Regions from separate parts of the Mus musculus genome. Here regions 2 and 3 are each linked to region 1. The links are chromatin loops, found by intact Hi-C in ENCODE. Cell type or tissue: heart. All regions are shown on one strand.

The links. Hi-C counts contacts between places; a loop is a spot of excess contacts. Peaks named below come from ENCODE experiments on the same cell type or tissue, not always from the same donor. Only the 100,000 strongest peaks of a DNase experiment are listed, where the experiment ranks them.
Region 2: it touches region 1 in a loop (2.4-fold over the local background); 7 of 42 quality-filtered maps call a loop at or near these places.
Region 3: it touches region 1 in a loop (1.8-fold over the local background); 2 of 42 quality-filtered maps call a loop at or near these places.

The regions. Positions count from the first base shown.
Region 1 is chrX:20,421,655-20,429,654 of GRCm38, forward strand. Jade3 (jade family PHD finger 3) reads left to right here and starts at 4,034. Exons shown (of 13, transcript NM_199317.2): 1 at 4,034-4,176; 2 at 7,369-7,477. In heart, CTCF peaks have their summits at 3,994 (motif pointing right) and 4,690; DNase peaks (open chromatin) are centred at 3,757 and 4,547; H3K4me3 peaks cover 2,742 bases; H3K27ac peaks cover 2,200 bases.
Region 2 is chrX:20,481,808-20,489,807 of GRCm38, forward strand. Jade3 (jade family PHD finger 3) reads left to right here. Exons shown (of 13, transcript NM_199317.2): 7 at 7,895-8,000. Among named protein-coding and RNA genes, the nearest start is that of Jade3, 60 kb to the left of the region's middle. In heart, no CTCF peak of the experiment used is centred here; no DNase peak of the experiment used is centred here.
Region 3 is chrX:20,567,042-20,575,041 of GRCm38, forward strand. No RefSeq gene overlaps it. Among named protein-coding and RNA genes, the nearest start is that of Rgn, 21 kb to the left of the region's middle. In heart, no CTCF peak of the experiment used is centred here; a DNase peak (open chromatin) is centred at 4,160; H3K27ac peaks cover 1,756 bases.

The sequences.
Region 1 (8,000 bases):
TTGTCTTCTATTACTTTCATTCCACATAATTCAAATGCTGCGGTCAGTGCAATCAGGCAAGAAAAAGGAATAAAAAGCACATGATTAGAAAGGAGATAAAACCATCTCTACTCCCACACAACACAAGCTTCATTCTTTCTTTTACATTATATTTATTCACTTCAGGCTTGGTGGAAAGTGCCTCAACGACAGTTCTCTACATAGAATTTCCAAAGTACCTGCCAAAAGATTCATTGAACCAATAATTGAGTTCAGTATGTGACAAGATATTCAGATCAGCACACACAAGCATCAGTTATATTCCTATGTTATACTGACAGTCAACAATTAATATACTGCTGGAATTTAAACGCATTACCAGTTTTAAGCACTCCAAAGGAAATGATGTGCTTAGTTACATGCTTAACAAAACTTGCATAGGATCTATACACTGACAATTCCACAGTGCCAATAAAGAAGCCAAAGATTATCACTAAATGGACGGATGGGAATTATCAAGTTGAAGGATTAGAACAGAATGTTGGGAAGATGTCAGTTTTTCCCAAACACATATGGAAATTATTATATCTTATATATTATAGAGATATAAGGTTTGATGTAATTTCTCTTAAAATTTCATCAAAGTTTTTTTTAAAAAAAAATACAAAAGAAGTCCATTACAAAAGGTATATGAAAAGACAAATTACCAGCCAGGTGTGGTGGTGCATGCCTTTAATTCCAACACTTGCGAAACTGAGGCAGGTGAGTCTCTTGTGAGTCACAGGGCAGTCAGAGCAACATAATAAGACCCTGCTTCAATAAAAACGAAACAAAGCCAGCCATGGTGGCGCATGCCTTTAATCCCAGCACTTGGGAGGCAGAGGCAGGCAGATTTCTGAGTTTGAGCCCAGCCTGGTCTACAGAGTGAGTTCCAGGACAGCCAGGGCTACACAGAGAAACCCTGTCTCGAAAACCCAAAAAATAACCACCCCCCCCAAAAAAAACAAAAAACAAAAACAAAATAAAACCAGCAGCAGCACCACCACCATCACCACCAACAAAACCTCCACAAAACTACCAACCCACAAACAAAAAACAACAAAGGCAAATTACCTTGGATAGTCAAAACAATCTGTAAAAAGAATAAAGCAAGGGACTGATCCCACACTTACTCTATAGCTATCACAATTAAGATTAGTATTCACAGGAGAGATGTAGATAAATAGAATACAAAAGAGCCAAAATGGCCCCATACACGTGGCCAAATTGATTTTGAGATACACAAGCCATTTAATGAAGCAAAGACAGTCATTTTATTTCAGTCATCAAGTATTCATAGGCAAAAATAAGAATTTCTATCTTAGGTCCAAGTTTATAACAAAAATAATTCAAAGTAAACCACCGACTTAAAAAATAAAAACTAGGGCTGGTGAGATGGCTCAGTGGGTAAGAGCACCTGACTGCTCTTCCGAAGGTCCAGAGTTCAAATCCCAGCAACCACATGGTGGCTCACAACCATCCGTAACAAGATCTGACTCCCTCTTCTGGTGTGTCTGAAGACAGCTACAGTGTACTTACATATAATAATAAATAAATCTTTAAAAATAAATAAATAAATAAATAAATAAATAAATAAAAACTATAACACTTTTTAGAGGAAACATGAGAGAGGGCATGTGAAACCAGGTGAAGATGTTTTAGATATGACACCAAAAGCACTACACATAAATGCAAAATTGGATAAACTGGATCTCTGCAAAAATGTCTTGTCAAATAAATGAAAAGATAGCTGTGTATGGGAAATCCATTTTCTGATTATTTACATACTGAGGACTTGTTTATTATAATCTTCAAATTTAATAGTAAGAAATAATCCAATTAGAAAATGTCCAAAAAACATGAGCAGACATATCACCAAAAAGGTGCCCGTACATGTGTGTGTGTGTGTCTGTGTGTGTGTGTGTCTGTCTGTGTCTGCGTGTGACCTATGTGGACAGTTTTCAAGACTCATTTCTTTCTTTCCAAACTTAAGGGACCAAAATCAAGTCATCAGGCTTGGTTGCTAGTGCTTTTACCTACTGAGCTATCTCCATGGCCTAGGAGGCAAAGTTTGTTGTAAACAGCCCAAATATCCTTCAATGGACAAACTCTTAAAATGTGAATGTTAATAAAGGGTACCAGGGGGAATCTTTGAGCTGTTGTGTTGGTCATAGGAAACTCACAGGTGATACAATTGTGTAGAACTTATATATTCAGACTCAGAAATGGATGCTTGTGAAGTTGATGAAATTTGAATGAGCTTTTCAGATTGGACAAGTGCCACTATCTTGGTTTTGATATAGTTATATAAGGTTACTATTGGGAGAAAACTTGAGAAGTACTTAGAAAGATGCATGGGACCCCTTTGAATTTTTATGACTGTGGAATTTTTATTATTTTTTTTATTGTTTTATTTTTTGGTTTTCTGAGATAGGGTTTCTCTGTGTAGCCCTGGCTGTCCTGGAACTCACTCTGTAGACCAGGCTGGCCTCGAACTCAGAAATCTGCCTGCCTCTGCCTCCCAAGTGCTGGGATTAAAGGCGTGTGCCACCACTGCCCACATGAATTTTTATTTTTAAATAATTCAACTGTAACAGTAATTGTGGACTAAATATTTTACCACTCATAGACTTACATAAAATAAAGTAGAATCATATCTACAATATGAAAAACAGACAAAATACAAGAGCTCACATTTCTGTTTAAACCTAGAAATATAAGTGAAAATAACTATATTAATTCATCATAATTGTGAATGATGCATTTTCAATTCTAGCAAGGTAAATTAAAAAAAGTTGTTTTCAAGCATCTGTATTTCAAAGGTCCAGGAACCAGTAGTAAATTATGTACACTTGTTTTATATATTACTACTATACATCATGTCTCCCTTATTTATTTGACGCTATTGTCTTCCATAATTGTGACAATGGCTAAGCAAAACAAAAAGTTGCAGGGCAGATGACCAGGGAGCTGGAACGCAGGGGCATAGAATAGACCAAAGCAGGCATTCATGGTGAACTTTTTCTTGTTTGTTTGTGTTTCTCTGTATAACCCTGGCTGTAGTGGAACTCGCTCTGTACACCAGTTTTACATTCTCTATCCAACCCTCTCTGTCTGTCTCAGCCCTAGTTTAAAGTTTTTTTTCCAAATAATTCTGATAGGCCTACCTAAACTATCCAAGACGGCGACCCCTACTTTTAAGTCAACCGATCTTTAATTATAGTACCAAAATATCTCCCCAGGAACACCTGGACGAGGGTTTGAATAACTGGGAGCTGTAGGCTAAGTCGACATCAGAAAAAAAGAAAAAGAAATCAAGAAGTCCCACCCCATCATAAAGCATTTTTGCTCACAACTGGATTAATGTGTTGTCAATTGCCTCCTGGCTTTTATTATTTATCCATGCTTCAAGTCTAAACGTCAGAAATAATGGTCGTCTTAGAGTTTAGGGACGAATTGCACTCGTAGAACTTTACAATCGAGTCAGGAGGGTGGGAAAGCTCAGGCTGGACTTTGCCGGAGCAGGAGCCAGTGCACCTCGCTGGCCCAAGCGCCTAGCAGGGCTGGGACGCCTCAGGGCAGCAGCGCGCGCAGCAGGAGGGGAGGAGAACCCACCTGAAGCGCCGCGCCGCGCGTGCGGGAGCTTGAGGTGGGTGGAGCCTCGAAGCCGGTGGCGCTCGTGACGGCGCCCAGCCCGCCAGAAGATCGCGCGGCGAGCAGACGGCGGGGAGTCAGCCGGGTAGGGCGAGCGCAGCCGGCGGGGGTGGGGGGAGGTGGGGGGGGGTGGGGCGGGGAGTTGCAGTGATGAGGAAGGAAAGGGAAGAGGCGGAGCGTGGGAGCGCACAGTGTCAGGAATACAATAGTGCTCCGCGCCGCCTCGGCTGCCGCCGCCGCCCAGCAGCCTGTCCAGAGCTGAGGCCTGAAGGGCCAGGCGGCCAGGGCCGGGGGCGGGAGCAGAGCGCTAGGGGGCGGCCCCCTCGGCTCCTCGGAAGGCCCGGCCAGGAGGGCGGGGTGAGATTAGGGGGCAGGTGCGAGGGAGGGAAGAGAAGAAAGCAGGCGGCTAGGGGGCGGTTACCACCCTAGCCAGACTCGCCCGGCACGTTGAGGGGGCCCTCAGTGTGCGGCGAGGAAGGAGCGGAGCGAGACGCTGCGCCGGAGGTAGGCGCTCTCGAGGGTGGCCTCGGCACCAGCGAGGTTGTGGGCGTAGTGCGGGTTTAGTGGCGGGAGTGGCGGCCTCGAGGAGTGGGACGCGAGCGGCGTGGAGCTTGGGGTCCCGGCCTTGCCACCCTCGGGGTCGCTCCAGCTCCACGTAGCGGTTGCCCCGGGGTCCCCCCGAGAGCCCCGGAACACAGAGCGTGTGTGGGCTGAGGTAAAGTGCCCAGTCGCCCCGCTGCTGGTGGCGCGCTGTGCCCGGTGGCCCGGGCGGGGGGTTGGGGGGGGGCGCGCGGACACGGACACACGAGCTGGGCTACAGCCTCCCGGACACCTCCGGAGGCGTTGAGCGCCATAACTGTGGCGGCCGTTCCCTTCGGAGTCCCCTCCGGGTGCCCCTTTCCGTGCTTGTCCTGTGCTATCAGGGACTCTTGGGGCCAGACCTCGGGGCTAGAGGGCATGCTCTTTCTGCTGCCTGTGGCTGCCGGGTCCGAGCAGCGAGAGGGCGCACCCTGGCTGTTTGAGCCTTGCGGAGCGGGAAGATACTGAGGGTCCGGAGAGGGCAAGACGGGCAGTGTGGGGAGCAACCAGGCACTCTGAGAGCTGAAATGCCAACCTAGTGGGAGTGCGGGTGCCCTTCCGTCCTCGAACTTTCCTTTCTCCAGTCATTGTTAGGACGCAGTGAGTGTTCGAAGCCCGCAATCGCCCTGAGGTCTAGGGGTGGGAAAATCGCCAGGGATATGCCAATTAAGGGGAGATTTTTCTGCCACCGGGCATAGTTGTTAACTTTTCTCCAGCTCCTCTGAGGGAGCCACATCGATTTTATTTTATTTTATTTTTTTAATCCTCCCAGCCTTTTCCTCCTGCTTTTCGGAGCAGAGTTTTGGTGGAATTGGGCTTTAAATTACACAGGGCAAACAGCGTTCATTATTTGTAAGGAAGAAAGTGGGGTGGGAAGAAAGTGTGGGGGGGGGGGACTCTTTAGTGAGTGTCCTTAATGGTGGCATGTGAAGATACACTTAAGAGTTTATCTCTTTGCAGCCCTAGGACATACGTACCTTGTAGGGCTTTCACAAGAAACTTGTTTGACCACTCCACTGGCGTTGAGTCACAAGGAAAGATGTGCACAAGGGTCGACCAACCCCGCCTTGTGAGATGCACTTAACTGTAAGGCTGAGGATGAGAACCTCACCCTCCACCCGCCACAGTTTGATTGTATAAGAAATAAAAACCATGGTGACAGAGATTTCAGTGTCCTAGAGGAAAAGGTGACCTCATTCCCTGCGTTCAGTCAGATAAAGATAACTGCTCCTCTCAAAACTCTGAAAAGTAATGAAAAACAAAATAGGTAGAAACTGGTTGCACAACCTCGTTGCCTAGTGCACCTAACCAGAATCTTCTTTCCCAGAGTGCTTCTCTTAAATACCTTGCCTGCAGCCATTTCTCCTCAGCCTGGAGGGTGGAGAGTGGGGGTGGAGAGCAGAGCACAGCAGAGTCCACTTGAACAAAGCATTGTATTTTACTTAGTTTAATATTTCTATAACATCTGTAATGGTAGGAATATAGAGCCTAGCCTTTGTACCCTTTAAATAGTGTGGCTCTTACATATTATCTGATGATTCTGGATAAGTAAAAATAGATTTTTTTCTTTTTTTGTTTAACCTTAAGAGTGTTCTACTTCCATAACTAACATTTTCTTTTTTTATTTTAGATGAGCTCTGACTTCAAATACTTGAGTTATTAGAGGATAAACTCTCCCGTCAAGGATTACAGAAGTTGGGAGGGGGATGCTGTTCATATTCAATTGAAGAGTGCCCAATTCATATTAAGCTCTCGACATTAGTTACCATCATTGTCACCTTTCTTTCACATGTGTTCTGTACACCTCTGTTCACTAGAGAAGAGCTCTTATTCCAATACTGTTGCTTTAAAATACTTTAAAATACAATATTATTCCTCACAATTTTTTCAGTTAGCAACTAATACAGGTTACAGTGTTCTAACTCCAGGATCCACACTCTTTCTTCTTTTCTGAATCAAGCCATGGCACTGGGATATGAATCTTGGTCATGGGCAGTTCAAAAGGAAGTACCCAGGAATGACTTGGAGGCTGTTTTCAGGACACACAAGCTTTTGGAACATTTGCGAACCACTTTCTGGCCTGTAGAGGAGATTCTCAGTATCATCACACCTAATAATGCAGGGGCAGTTATCATACCCGAGTGATAAGAGTTAGTAAAAGCTAAAGTACAAGGATGTTGAAGACTTATAGATTTTGTATGGCCATCTCCTTTTTATACTGCTTATTTTATCCCTTTCTTATGTTCTACCAACCATAACAAATGTTCTCTAAGCGATACAAAGCCATCTCCTGTTTTTTTTTTTAACTTTGAAGTTTAGCTGAAACTAATCATATTTTTGAGGGTGTTGAGGGAATCAGGAACTATCAGGTGTTTATGGAAACGTGACATTAGAGAGCTCTTAGAAGCTTTGATCATGGATGCAGAGAGGAAGGCTAAAAATGAGGTTGAATATTATCATGGGACATAATGTATGTACCTCTTCATGGAGCTTAGAAAAAACAGGAGCTGAAGAAAATAGAATATGCTGATTTATATTAAGATAATTTCTTATTAGGGGATAATTTACTGTGATTTTTTTTTTTTTTTTTGAGACCGGGTTTCTCTGTATAGCCCTGGCTGTCCTGGAATTCACTTTGTAGACCAGGCTGGCCTCGAACTCAGAAATCCGCCTGCCTCTGCCTCCCGAGTGCTGGGATTAAAGACGTGTGCCACCACGCCCGGCTTAATTTACTGTGATCTTTACTTGCCTCATTTTTCTAAATGAGAGGTGGGTGTCCAGTGATACCCATCTGGCTGTATCCTAGCCATAATTTTTGGTGTTGAAAATTGAACCCAGAGCTTTGCCTATGCTAAGCAAGCATTCTACCACTGAGCTACCTACCCCTTATCCCAATACCTTTATAAAGTGGGGACGTGTAGCTGATTTACAAATTTGTATTGTTCTAGTTTACTGTAGCTAAGAAAATTAAAGCATTTTCAGGTTTGTGGGGTGGGGTTGGATGGTTAGAAGTAATGAATAAAAGGGTGCTAGCAGGTGATCATTACAGATAATTTACTATTGTTTTAAGTTTTCTGTTTTGTGACTCCCCGTGCTCCATTTTTGTCCTTTCTGTAGGTCTTTCCATAGACAACAGAAGCAAGGCTCCTATAATCAAAAGTGCCTCTTTGCTGAGTCATTGGGAAAAACTTGTCTGATCCAATCTGCTAGACTTGGAAAAGGGGAGGTAAGAACTCCAAAGTGCTGTTTTTCTGAACATGAGGACATGCGTGTTCTTGTGGGTACCTAGGAGTCCTGATTTGCCCTGAAGAAAAAGGATCTGGCAAGAAGAAGGTATAGGGGCTGGAGAGATGGCTCAGTGGGTAAGAGCATTGGTTGCTCTTCCAGAGGTTCTGAGTTCAATTCCCAGCACTCACATGGTGGCTCACAACATCTGTAGTGAGATCTGATTCCCTCTTGTATGCTTGAAGGCAGAACACTCATATATGTAATAAATAAATAAATAAATAAATAAATAAATAAAATAAATCTGAAAAAACACAATATAATTAAAAAATATATTTCTGGGGGCTGGAGAAATGGCTCAGTGGTTAAAAGCACCAACTGCTCTTCCAGAGGTCCTGAGTTCAATTCCCAGCAACCACATGGTGGCTCACAACCATCTGTAATGAAATCTGATGCCCTCTTCTGGTGTGCATGAAGATAGAGACCGTGTACTCATATACATTAAATAAAAATAAATTTAAAAA
Region 2 (8,000 bases), 60 kb after region 1:
TGCTACTATCAGATAGATACAATATTTAAAGTAGTACATGGGACATTTTCTACTTAATCCACAAATTAAACCTCCATAAAGTATATTTTATATACTGATTTAACATCAATACCAAACATCAACTGAGGTGTTTCAATCCTTGGAGTGTTAATGGGATAAATAGCACCAAGGTTTGTTTATACACACACACACACACATATATACACAGACACACACATATATATGTATATATATGTGTGTGTCTGTGTATATATGTATGAGACAGTAAAAGACCTTCAAACAACTTCTAGTCTTTGAAGAAGGAAATTGAAGGTATCAGAAGATGGAAAGATCTCCCATGCTCATAGGATGGAGCCCAGGACCCAGAGGCTAAAGAACTCAGAGACCCACAATAGAACCAAAAAAGAGGGGGGGGGGGAGGAAAGACTGTAGGAGCCAGAGGGGACAAGGATACCATAAGAACATCATCCGCAGAATCATCTAACCTGGGATCACAGTGGGCCATAGAGACTGAACCACCTACCCACTGCATGGGTCTGACCTAGGCCCTCTGCATGTATGTTACAGTTGTGTAGCTTGGTTTTCATGTGGGACTCCGAACACTGGGAGCATGGCTGTCTCTGACTCTTTTGTCTGCTTTTGGGACCCTTTCCTCCTTCTGGCTTGCCTTGTCCAGCCTTCATACAAGGGGAAGTTCCTAGCCTTATCGCAACCTTGATATGTCATGTTTGGGTTATATCCCTGGGAGGCCTGACCTTTTCTGAAGGAAAACAGTAATGAGTTGATTGGGAAAAATGGAGGAAAGAGACTGGGAGGAGTAGAGGAGGATAGGAAACTGTGGTTGGGATGTAATATATGAGAGAAGAATAAAAATGATATCAAAGAGAAAAAGTAAATTTTGAAAATTAGGAAACATTCTATCCCTCTTCAGAAGAGATAATATAAAATTGATGTTAATTCTTTTAAATTGGTTTTTATTTTTAATTATGTGAGGGAGAGAGAATGAGTGTATGTGTTTACACAGGCAGGTTCCTGTGGGGGCCAGAATCATCGGATCTCTTGTAGCTGAAGATAACATGTGGTAGTGATCTGCCCTGCCTGATGGATGCTAGTAACCAAACTTGGATTTTTTTTTTTGCAAGAGCAGTTACACTCTTTTAACTGCTGAGCCATCTCTGTAACCTCAGTTCTTATTTAAATGTTTGATAGAATTCTCTAGTAAAATATGCTAAGTGTAGACACTGCTCTTTTGTTGTTTGGTATCTTATCTATAAATTTAATCTTTCATAGTTATCTTGTTCATATTTGGTAAGTTTTAGTACTTAGATGCTTTAAAGGGTTAGTTGTTTTATCTAAGTTGTCAAATTTATGTGTATGTATATATTCATACTTTTCTCTCTGTAACTGTCATATTTAAAGTCAACAGTCTTATCCAGGCTTTCATTTGTACAACAAGTAAGTAGACAAACTTCTCCCTATGAATTCTCTCTCATTAAGTACAACTAAAAGTCATAAGCAGCTTGTAAAACACAAACTTCTTTAAAAGATCAAAAGAAGGTGACAGGATCTACTGTTGTTGATACCTTTGAAACAACGCAGCTGTGTTTCCTGAATTTTCTTTTTTTTTTTTTTTTTTTTTTTTTTTTTTTTTTTTTTTTGCTCCCAGATTCTGGAGAAAGTGGCAACCGAGAAGCACCAATGATTTAAAAAAAAAAAAAAAAAGTAGGAAAAGCTTACTCTTCCTAGTGACTGGGAAAGGGACAGCCTATCAAATCAGAAATTTTACAGTTTGTTCATCTCCAGCCAAACTTTATGAAACACCCCTTGGGCTGTCATTCTACCCTCTTCTCTAGCACAAATGCAATAAAGAGCTTAGACTTTATCTTAACCCTGCGGTGGTGATTCAGCCTGTTTAGGGTTGTATCAGAAGACTTAATGGGGAAACAATATTCTCATTTTTACCTGAAAATAATGCTTCCTCCTTCCCTAGTGGTGTCAGTCAAGGCCATTCAGTCGTTCTTACTAATTTCAATGAAGGAGGTATCAGTGAAGGTCTAGTAGGAGCCAGAACTTCCAGCCACACCCCATAAGTCACAGAAAATTCCTGCCATAGAGAATAAGTGGTAACCTACAGCTTCTTGGCAATAATAAGACATTGTCTTCCACCCCAACTCTGATGACCAACCATAGTAGTTTTCTAGGAAACCAGCCAAAACTAAAGGTTTAAATAAGATCTCTGGTTTTATAATTACCCAGATATCTAGGTTTCAATAAGAAATGACTCATCAAGAGCACTCCAAGGCAGCTGGGGCAGTAGCACAATGGTAGAATCCTTGCCTAGGCTCTGAGTTTGGTTCTCAGTAACAACATAGATATACACATACATACACATGGAATGGTTAAACAGTAAATATTCTAAGAGATAAAAAGGTTTTTGAGACATCCTTGGGATCATCCTATAACTCATTTAATTTCTATATATAGGAGATCTTGACTCTACTTTCAAAGTACATAGAAATTTTATGTATTAAGTTGAAAGGAAAATGCCCCTTAATGATGCATGTCTACACAAGCCTTCCTTTTAACTTCACTGCAGTATTTGGGCATCTGGGCCTCCTGGACCTCCAACTACTTCCCCTACCGCATAACTTTCCACATCATTCCCTTTCCATTATAGGCTACAGAATTCTACCACTCATGATTTTGATTATGGAAATTGAGTGTGTACAATGTATAAAGCATTTTCATATATGTTATTTGAAGTTTAAAGATGTTCCCTAGTATTTGTTTCCATTATAAGTTTCAGTGTTTACAGTAAATTGTTCCCAAACTTAGTAGCTCAGAGCAATTAGACTCGAAATTTGAGTCTCACACAGTAAGTAGCTGGGGATCAGGAGTAGAAACCTTTTAAAGGCCTTTTTACAAATGTGCCTGTGTCCTTAGACTGGCATGACATGAGAATTACATTTGACTTGACTGCTTCATAGTGTGACAATTCAGCACAGTCATATTCCTTATAGGCTCCAGGCACAAGACACAAGACTCTGAATTGTACCTGTTCCTTCCTGACAGCCAGGTGAAGGCTGCACTCCTTTTTATGACCCAGCTTGCGGTGCTCATGATATTATCTCTGCTGGTTCAAACTATCATAAGCCACTTTCTATTGAAAGGGAGGAGAAATAATCTTTAGAACTTGAAGACTAGAGTCACATTGTAAAAGAATATGTGAAATTTAGAAAATGTCATTATGTCATGTAAGTGCAACTGTCTTATCCATTAAGTCACAGAAACTTTGGAAGAAAAGGTCATCACAAAGTAACAAGATTAACAAGGGGCATTTGGAGAGAGTATACCTAAACATAATTTATGAAGTCAGGGGTTGTGATTCACTCCTATAAATCCAGCACTTGGAAAGCAAAGACAGAAGGATCAACATGAGTTCAGGGATAGCCTGGACTTCATGGTGAGTTTATAGAGTTGAGACTTATCTAAAAAAAAAAAAAGACATTTTTATGAGAGACTTAGTTAATAGCTAATTTTAAGATACTCATTTCAAATCTTTTTAAAATGTATAATACTGTGATACTTATATAGTTTCTACTGTTCACAAATAATTCTAGACACTCACTAGGAAACAGCATATTCTCTACCTTTCAAATACTGAGATTAGTCCCTGAGTGGCTACTGTTAATAAGACACTTGGGGAGGCTTTAGGTCATTTTCAGTGAATCCTCAGTGGCACAGCAGAGTCCACTTGGACCTGACTTAGTATTGTTCCAGCCACTCTGATATATATGTCTGAAGAACAAGTGAATAAACCTTTCCCTAGACCTATGGTTGTGGGTCCTTTAACAAAAGTTCATCATCTTAGAAAGCTATTGAAACATTCAGTTATACTAAAGGGTCTAAAGTGAAATTTACGCTTACCTTGTCCTGACAGAATTACTTAGATCTCTAGGTTTGTGAACATTAGCTGTTTTGGTCAGTGATCTGATGCCATTGATGATGTCTCTATATGTCTCTATATGTCCAAAGAAAATCATAGAAGGATTATCTCAGGCTTTCCTCTTTAGGAAAGCAGTAGTTTTTAACCTGTGAGTTGTAATCCCCCTTAGAGGTCACATATCAGATACTTATGATTCATGACAATAGCAAAATTACAGTTATGATGTAGCAAATAAAAAGTTTTATGGTTGGTAGTCACCACATATGGAACTGTATTAAATGGTCTCAGTGTTAAAAAGGTTGAGAAACACTGCTCTAAAGCTATACTAGTCACATACACACATAAAACAAAAAGATACTCTTTTTTAAATTTTTTATTAGATATTTTCTTTATATACATTTCAAATTTCAAATGCTATCCCTAAAGTTCCCTATATCCTCCCCTCGCCCTGCTCCCCTATCCACCCAGTCCCACTTCTTGGCCCAGGCGTTCCCCTGTACTGGGGCATATAAAGTTTGCAATACCAAGGGGCCTCTCTTCCCAATGATGGCCGACTAGGCCATCTTCTGCTACATATGCAACTAGAGACACGAGCTCTGGGGGTACTGGTTAGTTCATATTGTTGTTCCACCTATAGGGTTGCAGACCCCTTCACCTCCTTGGGTGCTTTCTGTAACTTCTCTGTTGGGGGCCCTGTGTTCCATCAAAAAGATACTCTTAAGTGTGTCTTTTGATAACCAGATAGTGTGTGTGTGTGTGTGTGTGTGTGTGTGTGTGTGTGTGTGTGTGTGTGTGTGTAAATGAAGCTGTTTCTAAAAAGGCCTAAGCTAGAGATACTAACACACAGCCCTTGGGAGGCTGAAACAGGGAACATAGCAAGAACTTGTCTCAAGGGCTGGAGAGATGGCTCAGTGGTTAAGAGCAATGACTGCTCTTCTAGAGGACCCATTTTCAAATCCCAGCCACCATATGGTGGCTCACAACCATCTGTAATGGGATCTGATGCCTGTCCTCTTCTGGTGTTTCTGAAGACAGCCACAGTGCACTCATATAAATAAAAATAAATTTTAAAAATCTAACAACAACAACAAAAAAGAACCTGTCTCAAAAAAAAATCCTCTAGGCATGGTAGCACATGTCTTTAATTCCAGTATTCAGGAAGCAGAGGCAGGAGGCGCTCTATGACTTGGAGATGAGCATGATCTACATAGCAAATTCCAGAATAAAACCCAAAATAAAATAAAATCCTAAAGTAACATTCCTACAGATTTTCTCTAAGTTCAGCAACTTCTTGTGAATCTGCATTAATTTGACCTTTTTACCCATGCGTTTTCTTGCATTTGCTGTTACTGTTTCACTCCTCAGATTCAGACTTTAGTTCACTATATTTAATGAAAGGTGACTGAGATGATATCACCATTCTAATTATCATTATGCTAAACTTTGCATTGAAATATGATATACACTCATAAAATATAGAATGCATAATTGTATACCTGAATGAATTTTCCTGAATTAAACATATTCATTTAACTGCCACTCAGATCAAGAAATAGAACATTACCAACACCCCAGAAGCCTTTCTTCTGCTCCCTGCCAGTAACTGACCTCCCTCACCGTAGGTAACAGTTTTGCCAGTTTTCGAACTTCATACAAATAGAACCCTATAGTATGTATTCATTTGAGATTGGATTGTTCTGTTCATCATTATGCTTGTGAGATCCATCCATGCCATTGCATGTAGTAGTTCATTAAGTTTTCACTCATACGTCATATTTCATTGTGTGAATATACCACAGTTTATTTATCCATTCACCCTCAGTAGACATTTAGGTTGCTTCCAGCAATTGCAGAAACTAAACCTTTTTACTTATCTTTCATGTCTGTGAATTTTTATTAAATATATACCTAGGAGTAGATTTGCTAGGTCAAGGACATCTGTCTGTTCATATTGAATACATACCTTATAACTATAACATCTGCTGATAAAGTGGCTTATATCAGTTCATGCCCAAGCCAGCAGCATAATAATAGGTGTATTTGCTTCTGCTTCTTACCATCACTTAGACCTTCATAGACTAGTTTTGTGTCCGTCTTTTAAATATTAGCCATTTTAATAGATAACAGTGATTTTGATTATGATTTAAATATCTGTGATAACTAATAAGATTGAGGCCCTTTAAATTCTTTATTTGCCATAATGTAGCCTTATTTGTGAAGTGTCTGCTTAAGTCTTTCCCCTAGTTTTTAATTGGAGTATTTTTCTTTTCCAAATTGATTTGTTAGACTTTATATACATTATAGATATAAGCCCTTTGTTGCCTATCTTTAGTTGCAAATATCATCTACCCCATGAATTGCTTTTTTTCTCTCTTTTAATAACCATAGTTTTAGTACGTGTATTTTTTCAGTCTTTTCCTTTTATGTTTGATGACATTTGTGTTTGATTTAAAATACCTTTGCCTACTCTGATGTTATAAATGTATTCTCCTTTGTGTTCTTCCAGAAGCTTTTTAAACATAACCTCCATTCAAGAAAGATTATAATGTACATTTTCCTTGTATAATTTCAAGTACTTGAGATGAATCATTAGCTATAATGTCTTTTTTTTTTAAAGAAAAAGACATATCTTGGGGGGAAAATCAAATATTCTATAATTGCTTTGTAAGGCCATGTACCAAAAAGGTGCAGTATATTTGATCTTGAAGTCTCTGGAGAGCATGTGTTTTTCCTTTTCAGTAACTTTATTCAAAATTAACTATTTGGAATCATGGGCTTTGGAAAGAATGCTTAGAAGAAAATAAATATGCTCTCTACACTTACATGATCAACTATATATTACATGTATTGATATGCTTGATAACCCTTCTACATATATGATGACTCTAAAATTAACTCTCAAATCCTTCCAGAGGAATGGTTTTCATTATTTTATGATAACATGAGTCAGCCTCCCCACCACCACCTCTAAATAACTCTATTCTTTAAAATTGCCAGGAAATAATAATCCAGATTTCCTCCTAGTTGTATTTTTTTTGATGCCTCATCTGTTAAACCATCAATTGTAGAATAAGTTGTGGACATGAATTTTGTTTCATTTTTTCCTTTGATTGGTTTTCTTGACTTGGGTTCTTGAATATCAAGAGCGCTATAGATTTTCTCAAGCTCACTGCAAAAGTTGATGCAACAGTAGGAATCTTTCATTCCATCATGTTGCCCTGGCTCAGACCTGTGGCTGCTCTCATATGTGTTAGGAATGCCTTGGGTTTTGTGAAAGTCTATGATCTTTTTGTTTTAACTCAATTGCATAATGAAAATAATAAGAATATAGCAATCACTAATGTTACCAAAACCTGATTTTATCATATATCATACTAAATACTTTATTTCATATAAGCATAATAATCTTACCAGTTTGGTATTATTTTATTAATTTATTATTGTTGTCTACTTTTTTTGCAACAAAACAGAACCTTATCTAAATTAAGTAATTTTTCAAGACCACTTGACAAATTAATGGCAAAAAAGGCCCCAAAATTATGCTTGTATATATCTAAAACCTGTACTTTGCACTACTATCTATGGAAGAAAATCATGGGTTTTCCTGAGGCATATTAATGCTACCTTTGTGAAGATAATACTTATTACCAGATTTTTTTCCTTCTAAATATACTTGGTGACTGTTGGACCAAGAACACACAATACATTTACACTTCTTAGAATAAATGGTAGTAGGGTCTCAGATATGTGGAGGTAAATGAAGCATATCATTATCATTCAATAAGTTCACAGAAGATGATGAAACTGAATTTGCAGAAAGGGATCTGCCATATCTCCCAAAGTACAAAGCAGAGCATGCTCCCCAGAATGACCAAAGTCGTTTGGTGTATCCTGTCAGCACCTGAAATCTGTCATTTTGTTGATTGTTGCCAATGTTTGCTTTTCTAGGATTATATCTGAAAAAGTAAAGGAGATGCTTTTTGTCCGGCCCCGGAAATATATCCGTTGCTCCAGCCCAGAGTCTGCAGAACCTGGCTATATCAATACCCTGGAG
Region 3 (8,000 bases), 150 kb after region 1:
TTTAGCCCTATGGGATCTATACACAGCTTCAAGAGATCTTTTGGAAAGTCTCCAACAGGTATCAGGCTCTAGTTAAAGCCATAGATCAAGTTCTTCATTCCACACATGGTAGAACATGCTTATACTCTCAGGACCAGGATGTTGAGGCAGGAAGATTGCTGGGAATCTGAGGCTAGCCTGGACTACATAATGAATACCAAACTAATTAGGGATACATGATGGATGGTCTCAAAAAAGAAAATGAAAACATTTCCTTATGTTTCGGAAGACTGATCCTTCCACTCCAGGCCCAGGGTTTTTCAGCTGTTTCTCTGCTGGTGTTTTAGGCAGAAAATGAAACCAAAGGTTCCTGTGTTGAAACCTTGTTCCTCAACTGGGAGAAGCAATCTTTGAAAGTTAGCTGATTTGATCCTAAGGACCCTGATGTAAGCAATGAATTACTTCAGTGATGGATCATCATGTGATGATGTTACTGGGATATGGTAGGAGGTAGGGCACTGGTAGAGGCAGGCCAATGTGGATATATGGGTCTTTGAAGGGAATCTCATTGTCTCAAAATCTGTCTTCTGATTAGCTGCCAAAATCAGAAGGTCCCTAGCATGAGGGAGAGGTTAATTAGACCCTACATCTCTGAAGAGCTATTGGCAGTTAATGGTTATTGAGAGAAGACAGCAGTGCTGTAGCCACTGGTAAGTTGCCCATGCTCCAATAAACAACCTCCACCTATGCTCATGCAAGCAATCCTAATTAACCTCAATGGGTCACAAAAACAAACAAACAAACAACAACAACAACAAAAGAAACCCTCTTTACCGAATGGATCAAAGAAGAAATCAAGACATAAATTATAAAAATGTCCTGAAATAAAGTGAGTTTGTGAGGGGGAGAGTGTGCCAGGGTAGGGAGGAGTCACTCAAAAATGTTCCACGAGTAGAGGGGAAAGAGTAGAGGCAGGGGGAAAGTTGCCTTTGAGTGGTCAGCATTCCTGATCTGGTGGCAGGTACAAGAGCCAAATTTTGTTGTAAAAGAAAACAAGTGGGGAGGTAGGAGTGATGAGAGGGATGTGTGAGAAAGAAAAGTCTCAGGGAAAACACTCGTTCGTAAGCTAATTCAGAACTATAATGTTTTAAAGGAGGTTGAACCATGTATAGGTGGATTTTTTGAGACAGGGTTCCTCTGTTTAACAGCCGTGGCTATCCTGGAAGCTTGGTTTGTAGGCTGGCCTCAAACTCTCAGAGATCTGTCTGCCTCACCTTCTGAGTGTTGAGATTAAAAGTGTGCAACACCATGCCTAAGACACGGTTTATTAAATGAAAATCTCCAGAGGCCCTTAAAACTACCCAGACCATTACCATGACTTTTAGTTTCACACCATAACTAGATGGCAAGGCCTTATTGATGAAGACACCACACACCTTAGTTGCAAGGCCAAATGAAATCAATCTGGAATGACCACTAAACTCCTCCCTACTGGTTGACTCTCATACTGCTGGAAGACGATATGCAGGCCATTTTGAAAGAAAAGGCATCAGTGGTTTGTGATCAGCACTGGACCCTGCATTCTACAATATCAACCTGCCAGGTAAGATATGACCGCTGATGCAATAGCAGTATGACTGTTATAGGAGTAACCAACCACTTTCTCACTAGATTTAAGGCCTGCCCCACAGGAGGAGATTCATGCCTAGTACTATAAAAATATTCAAGATCCCATGAGAGGTCAAGGTCCCTAAAGGGGTGCTATTATTGTTTTGTTAAATGATCAGGTTGTTATGCTACCTCCTAAATATTTATGGTTGTGCTAATACATTTGTGCTGCTCTCAATCTTAATCAGGGAAGCTTCCTTTTGCAGTGAGCAGAGGTTAATGCAGAGGTTGATAACTGGTCAAAATTATGAGAATAAGTGGCCATAAGTGTTCAGTCAGTAATAAAATATCTATATGAACTTTCCACTTCGAAGTTCAGGAAACATTGCAGAAAAAAAAAAAGAGCTGGAAGATGGGGAAGAGTGCTGTGAAATGCTGTTATGGCTATGGCACTCATGAGCTCATAGCAACCGCAATTAATTACACAAGACCAGCACAAGATGAAGCCAGTCAAAAATTCCAGTACAGAAGGACTCACAAGACACCATCTCTATCTGGCACTTGATGGCTTCTAGGGAAGGGAGAATCATTTTTCTTTGGCGGTGTTGCTACTGGTAGGTTGCCCATGCTCCAGTGGATGTCCACACACCAATATGCACATGCATAACACTAATTGAGTTATTTAAAATAAGTTTTAAAAGATATGGAATCTAGAGGATAAATATATTAGGGTTCTGGGAAGAGCTGGGGGTAGAGGGAATAGATATGATCAAAAATACATTCTATAAAATACAAAATTCTCATAAAATAAATACAAACATTATATTTTAAGATTTTTAAAATATGTTTAGGTATTTTGCCTGCATTTATGTCTCTACACCATGTATGTACAGTGCTCACAAAGGCCAGAAGAGGGCATGGGCTTTCCTGGGACTGAAGTCATAGATAGTTGTGAGCTACATACACTACAGCCTTTAAGAGTAAGCTTTGTCTTCCTCCTGGGTACCTCAATTTCAGCACGTGGCATGACCAGCACCACATCTAGTCCAGAATGAATGAGCATGTGTGGTGAGGAACCCCGCCTTATTTTCCTCTCCCCTGATCAACTGGGTGGCTTTGATTCCAGAAAGACTCAGTTTCACTTCTGTAAGTCAATAGACTTTCTCTTCTCTGGGAATGCTGGAGCATAGAGTGATAGAGTCAGGATTTTTGTGGACAGAGATTCTGTTAGTTCCGAGGAATGCCTCTTGAGTTGATGTTGCACCTTGCTGCCTCACAATGGATCATGAACCCTCTAGTCCCTCTGATTTACCCCTGGCATATATTCTGAGAAACTAATCTAAATTAATGAATAGACCCCAAAGCAGCGGCTCTCAACCTTCCTAATGTTGTGACCCTAATGTTATGGTCACCCCAAACATAAAATTGCTTTCATTGATACTTCATAACTGCAATTTTGCTACTGTCATGAATTGTAATGTAAATATATATGATACACAGAATATCTGATATGTGACTCCCCCCCAAAGGGGTCACAACCCTCAGGTTGGGAACCACTGCCCACTTTTCTTGTTCTTTTTCTTCTTGTTTCTTGTTTTTTTCCCTCCTCCTCCTCCTCCTCCTCCTGCCCTGTTTTTTGTTGGGGAGCAGCTGGAGAGATGGCTCAGCAGTTGGTAGCACTGGGTGCTCTTTGAGAAGGCCCATCCAGGTTCCCTGCACCCACTGGCCAGGGGTGGGTGGAAATGAGAATTCAAACACCATTTGCCACACAATTCTGTTCCCTCCCACTCCAGAAAATGGCAGCAGAAAATGCAAAAATGGGGACGAAGGGAGAGGATAATGAGGAAAATGAGGAAGGGGTCCTCGACATCTATGTTCATTCATTCTGGACTAGGGTAGGGTGCTGGTCACCCCACATGTTGAAATTGAGGATCTCAATCCAGAAGGAAGACAAACCTCCTTACTCTTAAAGGCTGTGGTGATGGTCTCCCTTTTCCCACTGCCACTGCCTTTAGTTCAAGATTTATCAAAGTGTTCTTGGCCATCAGCACTTATTGTCCTTCAGTTGGAGGCTGAAAGCAAGGCTTAATGCAAGGGGTCAGAAGGAACCCTTATGCTGTACTCTGGAGGGTGATGCCCAGATCAAGATTACAATGTAGCAGTCTTCAGGCCATACTAAAATATAGACCCAGACAGAAGTCTTTGTCTATCTGTAAACTATTCTGATAGCTAGACTCCTTAGGCACCTAAGTAAGAAATAACCAACAGAGTGCTTGCAAAAAATGGCTCAAGGAGAAAGATGCTTGCCCCTACAGACTGTGACAACCTGAGTCCAAACATTGGAACTCAGGATGGAAAGAGAACCAACTCATGAAAGTTGTCCTCTGGCCTCCAGAAAGACACAATCCATGTGTGATGGAGGGCCCATGTTTGTTGCAGTCCACCATTTCTGGACAGCTCTCTGAACTCAGCACAAAATGGAAGACTCCCTTCCCCCAGCAGGGCTTTCCACTCTCTGCCTGACCTTATTTGGAAGAGGTTTCTGAGCACAGCTGCCTGGCTTATCTTAAGCATGACCTTTGGCACAATTCCCTGCAAAATGCTTTCCCCCCAGCTGTTCATGTAATTAGGTGTTAGTGCGCCTACCGAGATAATAGGACTGCTGACTAATGCAGACTGAAGCATACTGTGAACATCAGGCAATCCCCTAGCTGTTGCCCTCTTCCTGTATATTCCATATATTCCTCTCACCCCTTGAGGTTTAGCTGCCTCTCTGGAGCTGATCCTGGAAGTCTGTCATTCTGTCCAACACTGTTCTTTGGCTCTACTCCCCTCACCTTCATGGGCCATGGCCAGTGACCCTTGAAGAAAGGGGAGACCCACACATGTTCACATACCAGCGATAAAATAATATTTTATATGACCAAGAAAGGCAAGGAAAGTCCTTATGGGGGACTCACCACAATGCTGAGTGTGAAAAGTCTATGAAAGTCGGGTTATGATGTGGTAAGTTCCTTTACCAGAAATGAGAACAAAGAGAGCACTTATTGAAACACATGGCAAAAGACAGTGGGCAAACTCCTAGAGAAAGGATCATGCCTTGTGGGAGGGCAAGCTCTTTTATAGCAGTCAAGAGGAAAATGCAAGGCCTTGTCAGACAGAGCACTTACGTGGGACTCATCTCTGGATAAGTAGGTGGCCATCTATCTCATTGGGTCTTAGGTGAGAAACGAACTTTATAGCGTGAGTTCTTTCTTTTCTGGGCTGGCTTTCTGCATAAGACATTCTAAGTCTCTAGGCATCAGGCCCTGAAAAGTCTGGCCCTACCCGTTAAAGTGTATGTAGTGTTGCTCATGGTAGTGTGTAAGACATTGCAGCTAGGGCTCCTTGTGGCTCTTTCTAGTGAGGTAACAGTCCTGCTTAGAGGCAGGCAGCTGTAGCCTTGTTCTGAGCCCAGTCTGCTCTGAGGCAAAACAGGTTTGCTCTGAGGCTAAACTAGCTCAGCACAGGTGTGGTGGCAATCGTTCTGAACTCCAGAAGCAGCTGCTATGGGTTCCTCGGTACTTGCCTTGTACTTGTTAGGGCTTTTTTATTTATTCATTTCATTATTTAATAAGTGTTTTATCTATATATCTGTAGAAGCACCATGTACAGGCCTAGAGTCCCCAGAGATCATGCAGTTTCTGGTCTCCTAGAACTGGAGCTATGGGTAGTTGCAAGCCACCATGTGGTGCTAGAGTCTGTAAGGACAGCATGTGCCCTTAACTGTGGAGCCACATCTCCGGTCCTGGCTGGTTCTCTCATGTGAGGAGAAGGATGGTAAGTGGGAGCAAGTTAAGAGCTTCTAATAGGAAATGGTACTTTGCAACAACTCTCATTTGGGCTTCCTCTTACTACCCTTGAGCTGGTTGGTTTTGTACTCTAACATATATGTGCATTCCTTCTTCTAGAAGGAAGTAACAGCTTATACAACCAGCCTGGAAATTACTTCTCCAATTGTTTTAGTGTTTGGTTGTAGAGGCTTCTGGAAAAGCCTTTGCCTTGGACTGTTACTCTGGGGACTGCGGAGTGACCTATTTAACACTACTTCCTGTATCTGCATTCTCTGATCACTGAGAGTGACCCTGACAGATCTTAGATTTCAATACTCCTACGATTGGGCCCGGAGTTGCTCTGGAATCACTTACTGTACACACTACCCCAGGAGCACGGTAAAGAGCTGTCTACCAAGGAGAGGCAACAGCTGCGACCAAGATAACAGTGGTTCCCATAAGCTAAGCAAACTGTCCCTATCGCTGTAGTTGAGCAGGGATCTCTAGCTCTCTAAAACTCTGCTCCACTGACAGTTGCTGGTGAAACGGCATTTGCTCCTCATAACCCTGAGGCTGTCTGACGGTTGTTGCAGGTGACACCGCCAATTCTGCTTCTGGGCTTGGGATAATGAGCAACCAACCATAATGGTCTGCCTTCTGCTCTCACTGCTACGTCACTTCACACCATGAACAGAAGGCAGAAGGAGGGGACTTGCATGCATTCCCCGGCCTCAGACCTATCCCTGTGAAAACGCTGCATGGAAGGTACAGAAGAATGAAGCATATTGCTGAGCTGCAGCTGGGAAAGGACCAGACCCACACCCCCTGTTATGTTGACACTCCAAAGCATAGCCTGGATGCTTTTCAGAGCCTTTGACCATAACACTGTTGGCTCCCAGTTGCTTACTGTTACTAGAAAGGAAGAATCAGCTTTCTGGTCTCAGCAAAGCTCTGCACGGTTCAGAGCCTCAGCCTTAGCATCCCAGTTCTTTCCTCTTTCCTACCAGGGTTCAGGGGACCCTGGAGAAATGGAGACAGAAAGAGCTTAAGAGCCAGAGAGGATGGAGGACACCAAGAAAACAAGGCCCTCCAAATCAACATGAGCAAAGTTCATATGAAGTCACAGAGACTGAGGCATCACGCACAGGGCCTACATGGGTCTGCACCAGGTGGGGTCCGAGAGCTGAAAGAAGTGGCCGCATGCCCTCATCCTTAACCCAGAAGCAGTATCCAGGTGATAACCACATGCAAACAGATTTTTAAAAAAAGATTTATTTATTTATCTTATTTATGTGAGTACACTGTTGCTGTCTTCAGACACACCAGAAGAGGGCATCAAATCCCATTGCAGATGGTTGTGAGCCACCATGTGATTGCTGGGAATTCAACTCCGGACCTCTGGAAGAGCAGTCAGTGCTCTTAACCACTGAGCCATCTCTCCAGCCCACACAAATGAAAATTTTAACTTTCTCCAAGAGAGTTTCACTGGGAAAACAAACCTCTCTTAAGGGTAGGATGCATTTCCAGCAGTAGACAGCCAACAGAAAATGAACTGATCACCATCTTTAGAGTTTCCTTGCCTCATAATATTAAGTCAGGGCAATTTCCCCCTATTTTACAGGTCCTTTGCACGTGTATCTATAATGGCTTATGGTTTGGGGTTTTTACAGGAGTCCTGATTGCGCAAACGTGTATGTCTCTGCATATATATGTGTTTCTTCTGCTTTTTCTGTGGCTCTACTATTTTATGCTGATGATACTTGCAATACACGGAAATGTGATTCTCTTTTTGTTTTCTTCCTTCCTTCCTTCCTTCCTTCCTTCCTTCCTTCCTTCCTTTTTTTTTTTGGTTTCTTTTTATTTATTTATATTTTTGAGACAGGGTTTCTTTATATATAGTCCTGGCTATCCTGAAACTCACTCTATAGACCAGACTGGCCTCAAACTCAGAAATCCACCTGCCTCTGCCTCCTGAGTGCTGGCAGCGTGCGCCTCCACTGCCCAGCTACTGCTTGGATTAAACTCGTGTACCACTACCACCCAGCTCTTTTTCTTTTCTTTATAGAAATTTTAAATTATTTTATGTGTAAGGTTATTTTGTGTGCACATATATCTGTGCACCATTTGTGTGACTGGTGCCCATGGAGTCCAGTAGAGGGGACTGGAGTTCCAGAAACTTGTGAACTACCACGTCGGTGTTGGGAATCAAATTCTGGTCCTAGGGAAGAACAGCTAGTGCTCATCTCTTCAGTTCCTCTTTTTCTTTTCTCACTTTATGAGAAAATTGTGAGTGATTTGGCTATTTTTTGACGTGCTGGGGGTGGAACTCAGGGCCGTACAGCTGTTAAGCTGCTAATGAGCTACAGCCCCAGTCCTTGATTGACATTGTAAGGTATACTTTATTCTCCTGTATGTGATGGTCGGCTCAGAGGCTTACTGCCTCCATCTGCCAACCTAGGCCTAGACCTAGAAGCTAGACTCTAATCTAGGCCTCAAATGTTTTCAGTCTCTGAGACTTATTATTAAATAATTTTACTCTTTCCTAGTTCCTTCTGAACTCTGGCTGGCTGGTTCAACTCAGCTGTCCTGGCTGAAGCTCCT